Regions from separate parts of the Homo sapiens genome. Here region 1 is linked to region 2. A link is a loop called in an ENCODE intact Hi-C map of the cell type or tissue named here. Cell type or tissue: HCT116. All regions are shown on one strand. Each heading gives the region's core, and the rest is flanking DNA. Links, peaks and the distances in the headings are about the cores only.

Region 1 (5,394 bases), core at 292-5,291, 680 kb after region 2:
AAAATGAAAGCTACAAAGAAATATAATCTCATCCCAGTTAAAATGGCTTCTATCCAAAAGACAGGAAATAATAAATGCTGGCAAATATATGGAGAAAAGGGAACCCTGGTACACTGTTGGTGGGAATGTAAATTAGTACAGCCACTGTGGAGAAGAGTATGGAGGTTCCTCAAAAAACTAAAAGTAGAACCACCATATGATCCAGCAATTCCACTGATAGGTATATTGCCAAAAGAGAAAAAAATATCAGTGTATCAAACATGGGAATATCTGTACTCCTATGTTTACTGCAGCACTATTCACAATGCTCAAGATTTGGAAGCAACCTAAGTGTCCATCAACAAATGAATGGATAATAAAAAAAGGAGGTACTTATACACAATGGAGTACTCTCAGAAAAAAGAATAAGATCCCGTTGTTTACAACAACATGGATGGAAATGGAAGTCATTATGTTAAGCGATATAAGCCAGGCACAGAAAGACAAACCTCACATGTTCTTAATATTTGTGGGAACTAAAAATTTAGGCAATTGAACTCATGGAGATAGAGAGTAGAATGGAGGCTGGGATGGGTAGTGGAGCGGGGGCGGTGTGGGCATGGTTAATGTGTACCTAAATATAGTTAAATAGAATGAGTAAGATCTACTATTTGATAGCACAACAGAGTGACTGGAGATAACAATAATTTATAGTTCATTTAAAAATGACTTAAAGAGTATAATTGGAATGTTTATAATAGAAAGAAGTGATAAATGCTTGGGATAAGTACCCTATTTTCCCTGATGTGATTATTATACATAGTACGCCTGTATCAAAATATCTCACATACCCCATAAATATATACACCTACCACATACCCATAACAATTAATTTTTTTTGGAAAATAAGTATTTATTAACTTCTTGGTTTGTTGAAGAACCAAATAAATATAATTGACTAATTTTAAATATAAGTAGTCAACAGAACCCCCCTCCCATGTGCCACTATTGTTATTTCATTATGAATTTGAAATATGCGAAAAGGCATTAGAATCAGTAGTCTTATTAACTCTGCAGAAACAGTTTATGGTAAAAACAAAATCGTATTTAGATGCCATTTTATGAGGAATGTGAATTTAATGCTTTTACAGCCTGATTTTTTTATATAATTTTTTTTCACTACAATTTCACATGTATTCAACTTCGTAACACATGAGTGCACAGACCAAACATGAAAGTTCTTTTTCATGCCCCTGCACATGTTCCAAATTCATCCATCTGATAGCCTACCAACTTCATCTTCTTTTTGATCCCTATCTTTGACCTCTCCCTCTTCCCACCCCAGTTTTGCCTGCTTGCTCTGGAGGCCTGCTGACAATTTCTACCATCCAGGGATGGGTCCATTGTTTCCTGAAATCCGTGTTTTTCCTCCTTTTGTTTTTTCTTGTGTTTGGAGCAAACACCTCCTTTAGTAACTTCCTAAGAAAAGTTGCATGAACAGTAAACACTTTAAAATCTCACATGCCTGAAAATGTCATTAGTCTCCTCTCACACTTGATAACTAAGTTCACTAGGTGTAAAATTTTAGTTGAGAATCATTTCCTTTTAGAATGTTTAAGGTGTTTAGCTTTTGGTTCTTTTTAACTTTCAATGATTTTTAGCTTTTAAATTTCAGTAAAATCTCTTAGTTAACAAAATTGCTAATAATGTAACTAAAAAGTTACTTTTAACAATCTTATAACATACTTACTGCAGATACTTTGCATATAGACTCTTTCTTTTCTTTTCCTCTTCTCTCTGTAAGCTCTTAAGATATTGTCTTTGTTTCTAGAATTCTAAGTTTACAAATCATAGTACCTGTGTTGGCCTTTTTAAAACTGTTGTGCTGTAATATGGAAATTCATGTTCCTAACTTCTAAAAATACATTGAATTATTTTTTTGATAATTTCTTCTCTATTTGTTCTCTCTGACATGTTTATTATTCATATCCAAATACATTCTCAAAATTTATTTTCTCTTTTTTCTTTCTTACTAGAAGTCCACTAGAGAATAATTTTATTAATGATTTGCTCTATAGGCCACCATTTGTTCAAAAGGTCACTTTTTTTTTTTACTTTTTTTGGTGAACTACAACATACATACAGAAGAGTAAATAAAATATAAATGTACAATTAACAGCTAATTATAATACAAATGCCCACATAATATCTCCCAGGTCAAGCAATAGAACATTACCAGACCCCAGACGTTTCCAGTATGTCTCTTACCAATTATAACATCCTCCCTTCCCATTATCCTGATTTTTATTATAATTACTTCCTTGTTTTACACTATATTATAGTTTCATCACCTATGCATGCATTCCTAAAAATCATGATTTCACTTGACTAAATTTTGGTCTTTATATAAATGCAATCATACTACATGCATTATTTCGAACTTGCTTCATGTGTATATTATAGTTATAAAAATCCACGTTCCTTATAACTATGTTTTTTTATTGCTGTGTAATGTTCCATTGTATGAACATAGCATAATTTATTTATCCATTCTACCTATGATGGATATTTGGGTTGGTTCACACATTGAACAATTATGAGCCATCCTGCTGTGGACCTACTTGTACATATATTCTTGGGCATATGTGCATTTGTTTCCCTAGGGCATGGAGCTCTCTAGAAGGGGAATTGCAAGGATGCACAGAGGGTATATATCATCACCTTTACCAGATAATTCACTTTCCAAAGTGGTGGTACCAGTTTACAATTCCACCAGCAGCGGATGAAAATGTCGTTGCTCTACATTCTCGCCAACCAACGGTGTTTAATAAGACTTCTGAATTTCAGATTTGATTTTTGTAAAAGCTTCCACCTTAACTTTTAATAAAACACAATTATGAAGCTTAGTATGATATCTTCAGTGTATGCCCTCTCCTCACAACCTAGCAGAGCTGGCAACTCCATTAATACTGCTGCCCCCTGCTGTACAAGTGACAAAGTGGTCTATAGGTTGGTTTCATTTAGCATGGTTCCCAACCTCTTCACAGTCTAACTCCTTCTTCTGTGCATATGCTTCACTTTGTCCATGTCTCTTTTAGCATGCGGTTTCCAAGACTATAAATATTGTCTTCCCAAATGAGCTGGTGGGTGTGGAGAATCAGGCTTAATGAGAAGTTATTCTCAAACATCACAAAGATATGTCCAGGTGCAGGCTACTTGCCAAGAAAACAAGCAAGACAGGACATCATGAGTGCAAGATGAGTGTGGTCTAAGTCCTTAACTATTAAGAAACTTTAGGGTTTTTTTTGTGACAGGATGATTTGTGCAGCAAACCACCATGGCACACATTTACCTGTGTAACAAATATGCACATCCTGCACACATACCCGTGAAAGTAAAAGTTGGAAAGAAAAATTTTTAAAAATCTTATCCTTTTTTCTCTTTGTCTTATTATTTTTATCTGGCAGATTTTTTGAATTGTATCTTCCAAACTTCTACCTAGTTTTTCATTTATGCAGTCACATTTTAAATTTCCAATAGATCTTTTTTTGTTCTTGAAGTCTCCATTTTTATAATCTAATTTTTTTGTTATATAGCAAAATCTCTCTCACCTCTCTAAAGACATAACTAAGTTTCATAATGTTTTATTCTTCTTTCTTTACTGATATTTTTTACTTCTAGTTTGTTTAATTTTTTAAATTGTTTTGTTCTCAGTCATATTATTGTTTTTCTCATATATGAGTTAAGACTGTACTTGACTTTAATTTTCTAGTTAATAATTAGATTCTGTAAGGTCAGTGGGAAATTTTATGTTCAATATTCGATCTCATTACATGGTAGGCATTACAGTAGATTGGTCAGTTGGTTTATCAGTTCATTGTTGCCGTATCACAACTCAACTTCAAAATGACTAGCTTAAAACAGTATCCATTTATTCAGCTCATGATGGTTCAGGTGGAGTCTGAACTGGCCCAGCTGATCTCTCTGGATTAGCTCATGCTTCTGTGATCAACTGTCATGTTGGCTGGTAGCTGGATGATACAGGTTCTTAAGTGTGGTTGTTGGCAGGTTGTTAGCTAATGAATCTTTGTTTTTCTCCTCTCCTTGTCCAGCAGGTTAGATTGGACTTGTTTACATGATGGCCTTAGGATTCCAAGAGATCAAGAGATCAAGTCCCAGTAGGCAAGGGTTTATGAAGCATCAATTTTGTATCATGTTTGTGAATGTTCTTTGGCCAAAGCAAATCCCATAGCAAACATAGATTCAAAGGCTGGGGAAATTGTTCCCAAGTCTTAATGGGAAGATCTTCAATGTTACACTGCAAGATGCAAGGAGAAGAAGACTATATGGCTATTTTTATAATCTACTGCAGAATGGCTCCCGGCTGTTGCTTTACTGGGTATTTTCAAATGTCATATTATATAAATATTTTCTCTTAAGAAATTTTACCCAGGAATAAAATTTTAAGGGAATGTAAGTGTGGCTACAACTGTTTCAAGTGGGGGATAGGGCAGGGTCTTTTCAGTCATTATGCCAACTTTCTATTAAACTTTCTGTATTCATTTTGGTACTCTACACTCATCTTTGCCTATTGACATAAATCAAGAGACCCTCTAGCTTAACTTTCCCAAAGAATAAGCTTTCAGTCTTCTGTTAGTTGGTAGAGAGGAAGTTGTCTCATTATGTAGACAGCAGATAAAGCCTTAAACAAATGCACCTATGATGTTTGTAGCTGTAGTTAACAATGAAGTGGCTTTAAGGCAGGGCCTACCAGATACTATTATTCAGAAATAGTCTATAGGTAAATCTTTTCATGATGTACAAATTTCAAATGCTATATATTTTATTTATCAAACATTTAAATTAATATGTTGTAAGCCAAAGACATTTCACAAAAGTCTTACCAACCGTCCTAATTACATTGGATTAGGTGATTGAGCTGGGAACTCTTCATATAATAACTTCTTTCAAGCCTTTCCCTTTACACTCCACCTGCAAGTACATTTTATAGAGGCACAAGGTGCCTGCAAATCTTTGAGCCTTGAAATCTTCTGCAGTATTTTCCCAACTGCTAGCTTGAGATTCACCTTTGTCTTTTCTGCTGGGGCAGTTATTCCTCATGTGTACGCTTTCTAGATTTCAACATTTTGTTGCTATCATTTCCTTTCTTTTTTTTCCTATGATTTTTGGGTTTTTAATCATAGCATAATTTTTATAGGAGTGAGTGGTGGAAGTAGACATGCTTCCCTCTTTTTTCTTTTTCTTTTTACTTTTATAAACAATGCTAAAATTATCATTCATTTATGTATAATCTGGTGTTAGAAAAAGTCTATGCTGTTTACACTAAATGCCAATCCAAATAAAATGTGTATTTGGTAAATGGCAACAAAATACAGTTTATAATTACTATTTCTA
Region 2 (5,394 bases), core at 100-5,099:
TATTGAAGGAGAAAAGCAAAGTCAGCAGGTCGACATAGCTGGACTTCAAAACTTACTATGAAGCTACAGTATTCAAAACAGTGTGGTACTGGTGAAAGAACAGGCAAATAGACCAATGGAATGGAACAGGGAGCCCAGAAATAGACTCACATGAATGTAGTCAACTGATCTTTGACGAAGGACAAAGGCAATTCAATAGAAAAAAACCCAATCTTTTCAACAAATGCTACTGGAATAATTGAATACCCATGAGTAAAAAAAATAAAATAAAATGAAAAAGATTCCAAACACAGACCTTGCACCCTTCACAAAAATTAACTCAAAATGGATCATAGACGTACATGCAAAATGCAAAACTGTAGAACAGCTGGAAGATAACACAGGAGAAACTCTTAAGTGACTTTGACTTTTTTATATACAATACCAAAAACACTATTCATGAAAGAAAAATTGAGAAGTTGGACTTTATTAAAATTAAAAACTTCTGCTTTGTGAAAGACACTTTTAAGAGAAGGAAGAAACAGCCACTGACTGGGAAAAAAATTTCTGCCACCATATCTGATAAAGGGCTAGTATCCAAAATATACAAAGAACTCCTTTTAAAACTCAAAAATACAAAAGCAAATGACCCAACTAAAATATGAGCAAAAGATCTGAACAGACGCCTCACCAAAAAATAAACATACAGGAGATACTCAACATCATTTGTCATTTAGAGAACTGTACATTAAAACAATGAGATACCACTATACACATTATACATTTGTCAAAGCCCATAGAATGTGTAACACAAACAGTGACCCCTAATGTAAATTATGGGCTATCGTTAGTATTGCCGTATCAGTAGTGCATCAGTTGTAACAAATATACCACACTAATGCAAGATGTTAAAAATAGGTGAAAATATATGTGTGTATATGGGCAAAGGGAATAGACAGGAATTCTCAATATTCTGATCAGTTTTCTATAAACCTAAAGCCTAACATTATAAACAAAAAATATGTGAAATTGCTTTTCACTTGAATATACATTGTAGAAATATGCAATGTATTTTATATGCACCGTAGAACATTATGCATTATTTCTTGACCCTTTGAAAGTTTTTAATCTATGGAATGTATTGATTGATTTTCAGTTTTGACTGAAAATGGCAAAGTTAAGCCCTCACACAATGCAATAAATTCACAAAGGCAGTAGAGATTTGCTACTTAATTCAATCTTGCCTTTTTGTTTGATTCAGAGTCAAAATATAATTGTAAGTGATAGTCCCATTTAGTATAGTAAAGATAGGAGTTTAGTGTGATTATGACTGGTAGAGTAACATAACAATTTGAGTTCAGTTCTGGTTCAACTAAATTGCCATTTCAAATCAATTTTGTGGTTTTATTTTAATTACGTTTGACTCACCACATGCAGTTTTCACCATATGCACTTTGCAATAAACCAGGATAAATTCCAAAAGGCGCTAGCGCATCTCAGCTGTTACAGTTCAAGTTCAGTTGCAACTTAATACAATAGAAACCTTTCTTCCTTTCATAAAAGTTTCTCATGGCTGAATGCATTTTGCATAATTAGCCAACTGTTTGGAAATTTTCATGGGACTTTTTCATTTATTTTAATTAAATTTCAAAATCCAAATCATTATCAGCTTTCATGTGTCTTCATCATAAATTTTTCATAGTAATTCTTAGATTTATTTGATAATTTTCATTTTAAATCAAGATTCCCATAAGATATTTTTGGCAACCAAGTCAAAGCTGCCTAAGGAAATGTGAAAGTTAGAAGAGATTTTTATCTATAATCTCATGTTTTATTTCATTAATGATTAAAATTAATACATTTATATGACAGTTTAACATTGGGTTTTTCTTTTAATACTGGACACTAGGTCTTCTAGTTTCTACATAGTAAATATGATTATAGTGAGTTACACCTTTTTTGTTGTTGTCTGAAGACTGTCATAATATCTTTATCTTCATATTTATTCATCAGCTCATTCATCTACACTAAAAGAATCCTTAATGTCATATGTCATGGAAACTTTAAAAAACCTGAAAATTTCAGAATACATGACTCATAAAACATGTGAGAAAAAGAATCCTATATACAAGACAATGATCGTATAAAATGACATTGTTTTGGCAAATCTGGAACACAGATGAGAACTTTTGAATCAAAATTATTGACACTTTTTACATTACTTAATTTTATTTCACGTAAAAGTTGAAAGAGAATTAATAATGTGTTTAAAACTAAAAACTGAACATGCACAAATATACGGAAACTTCTGCTTTCACTGTAGATTCAATGCAAACTCAATCTTAGTGTATTTTAAAATTATGCAGAATCTTCCTAGATTTGAAAAATATCACTTTTTATTTGCACTTTGATATGAGCTAGTCTAATGATAAAAGCATACTATAAATTTTTAAGCATAAAATTGAATACATATGTATATATACTTTATATTAACACATACATGAATGCATCCTACTTTAAATGATGTTTTAATACAATTGTTAAAAGGATTGACAACTTTCAGGAATAATTATGCTTAAGATTTAAATTCAAAATACTAGACTTTACAATTACAATCTAAGCTTGAGTTAGAGATCCTCCACTGGGTGGCAGAAGCATACCAGGAATATTCACAAATAGACCCTGGCTCAGGGAATGTGTTGTCAGTGTGTGGATGTTACCTAGGAGAATATGCTGATGCCCCTAAGAAGGTCATGCACTGACCAGTTATTTCTTCAGCTGTGTCCATGTGTTGGCACTGAGCTACTATGTTCTCCCACCTGGTATCCCTTGTGGTGAACCAGGCACATTTGCCAGATGCCTGGTAGAGGGAGATACTCCAAGCTCTGGCTAACAGGGCTTTCTCTGTGAGAGGCTGAGGCACCTGCATGGGGGAAAAACAAAAAGCAAAACAAAACAAAAAACAAAAACTTAATGCCTGGACTTACTATTTCCCTGGTGAGTTCAAGAACCCAGACTCTCTTTGGCGGGGGAGGGGGGGGGTCCCTGTTTTGTTGATATTAATTACACCATATATAAATTCAAAGTGAAGTTTTTGAATTTACTCGGGCAATTAAGGAAGGACCAAGAAAAAGATGTTTGTAATAATTTTAAACAAAAGCAGAGTAACAGGCAAGAAAATATCTAACTTTAGAGATAACACCTTGACTGAACTCATTTCTTCATCCCATTGAAAATACTCTTTATTTTTAATTTTTATTTTTTTGAGACAGAGTCTCATTCTGCGGCCCAGGCTGGAGTGCAGTAGTGTGATCTCAGCTCACTGCAACCTCCACGTCCCGGGTTCAAGCTATTCTCCTGCCTCAGCCTCCCGAGTAGCTCAGATTACAGGCGTGTACCACCACACCCAGATAATTTTTGTGTTTTTAGCAGAGACAGGGTTTCACTACGTTGGCCAGGCTGGTCTCGAACTCCTAAAACTCAGGTGATCTGCCCACCTTGGCCTCCCAAAGTGCTGGGATTACAGGCACCACACCCGGCCTGAAAATAGTCTTTACATGTAAGATGATAAACCATGGTGAAGTAGTGGTTTGTATCTTCAGCATTAGGGAACGAATTGTGATTATTTTAAAATGGGGATTGCTGCCAAGCTACTGACTAACAGGAGATAACTTATTTTAGAAGTCAAGATAGAGTGACATCCTCTAACACAGGACTTTTCACAGTATAGTACATGTAAGAATCCCTTGGGGTTCTTGCTACAATGCCGAGTCTGATTCAGTAGCTGTGCCAGTTACAGCTATTGCCTCTCAACTCCAAACCCACCCTCCTAAGCTCTGCTTTGTGGTGTTGGAGCTAGACTCTGCGACCCGCATTTTGGCTCTTAGTCTCCCTCTAGCACCCACTACTTTGTGCTCAGCTTTTGCAGTAGTGGGTGCCAGGGGGAGACTGCAAGGCCAGAAGTGGGAGAAGGCATCCGCCTGTTTGCAGCTTCTGTATCATCCCAGCAATGCTGCTTCAGTCTGGCAGCAGCGGTTCCTTTCTGTGGTAGCAGCTTCCAGTTTGCAGTTTTTTTTCCAGTGCTCTCAAAATGAACTTCACCTTGCCCCTTCAAACACCCCAGCACTGGCCAAGAAACTGCCCCTTTCTCAGGGATCCAATCTCTTTCTTTTTGTTCCCCTAACTCTAGAGTTGGAGCTGCTTTCTGCAATTGTTACCTCCATAATATATTGTTAGAGTTTTACTTTTACTCTTTCAATTACCTAGTTAACTTTATCCCTAGTTAACAGTTCTTTATACAAGATTCTCACTGTTCAGATAACTGCTGTGGTTTCTTTCCCTTCCCTTGACCCTGAGTGATGCAGTAGGTCTGAGGTGGGGCCCAAGATTCTGCATTTCTGACAAGCTCCCGGGTAATGCCCAGTCGCTGGTCCATGGATCACATTTTTAGTGGCAAGCAGAAGTGCTATTCAAAGGTGTAGAGAAGTGGTTCTCGATATTTGGCTGCACATTTGAATCACCTGGGAGCTTTAGGCAAATAGGAATGGCCATATGTCACCTCAAGTGAGCTTGATTTAGTTGGTTTGAGGTGTTGCCTAAGCATTGGGTTGTCAGTGGGTTGTTAAAATCTTCCTGGCCGGGCGTGGTGGCTCACGCCTGTAATCCCAGCACTTTTGGAGGCTGAGGCGGGTGGATCACGAGGTCAATAGATCAAGACCATCCTGGCCAACATGGGGAAACCCCATCTCTACTAAAAATACAAAAAAATTAACTGGGCATGGTGGCATGTGCTTGTAGTCCCAGCTACTCAGGAGGCCGAGGCGGGAGAATCACTTGCACCTGGGAAGCGGAGGTTGCAGTGAGCCGAGATCATGCCACTGCACTCTAACCTGGGCAACAGAGCAAGACTTCGTCTCAAAAAAAAAAAAAAAAAATCTCCTAAGTGATTCTAATATGCATCTAGAATTGAGAATCTTTGTTCTAGAGCAATGGCTGTCAATCTGGGGGCAAATTTGTCCTCCTGAGGGGACACTTGGCAATGTCTGGAGACATTTTTGGTTGTCAGAATTAGCCGGGGGATGCTACTAGTATCAAGTGGGAAGGGGCCAGGGGTGCTGCTATGCATCCTGTAATACACAGGACAGTCTTCCATGACAAAGGATGATTCTAACCACAATATCAATAGTGCTAAGGCTGAGAAACCCTGATCTCTAGATCAGGGCAAGGTCAACCCAGCTCATCTCTTTATCTGTTTGCTAATTCATTTATTTATTCATTCTGTTGTGCCAAACCTCTGTTAACCTCAACAGGGGAGGCGCCACATTCAAGAGGCTGAAGAAGGGACCTAGAGCTGGCAAGTGAGACATGGGGTTTTAATAGGGGGTTACTTACAAAGAAGACAGTCCAGTGGCAGAG

What was found. Hi-C counts contacts between places; a loop is a spot of excess contacts. Peaks named below come from ENCODE experiments on the same cell type or tissue, not always from the same donor. Only the 100,000 strongest peaks of a DNase experiment are listed, where the experiment ranks them.
Region 1: a loop joins it to region 2, with 5 times the contacts of the local background. A loop is called at or near these places in 5 of 110 quality-filtered maps.

The regions. Positions count from the first base shown.
Region 1 is chr6:55,615,034-55,620,427 of GRCh38, reverse strand. It overlaps a transcript of HMGCLL1 not described here. Among named protein-coding and RNA genes, the nearest start is that of HMGCLL1, 39 kb to the right of the region's middle. In HCT116, for the core only: CTCF peaks have their summits at 2,758 and 2,962 (motif pointing left); a DNase peak (open chromatin) is centred at 2,957.
Region 2 is chr6:56,290,019-56,295,412 of GRCh38, reverse strand. It overlaps a transcript of COL21A1 not described here. Among named protein-coding and RNA genes, the nearest start is that of COL21A1, 45 kb to the right of the region's middle. In HCT116, for the core only: a CTCF peak has its summit at 2,624 (motif pointing right); a DNase peak (open chromatin) is centred at 2,642.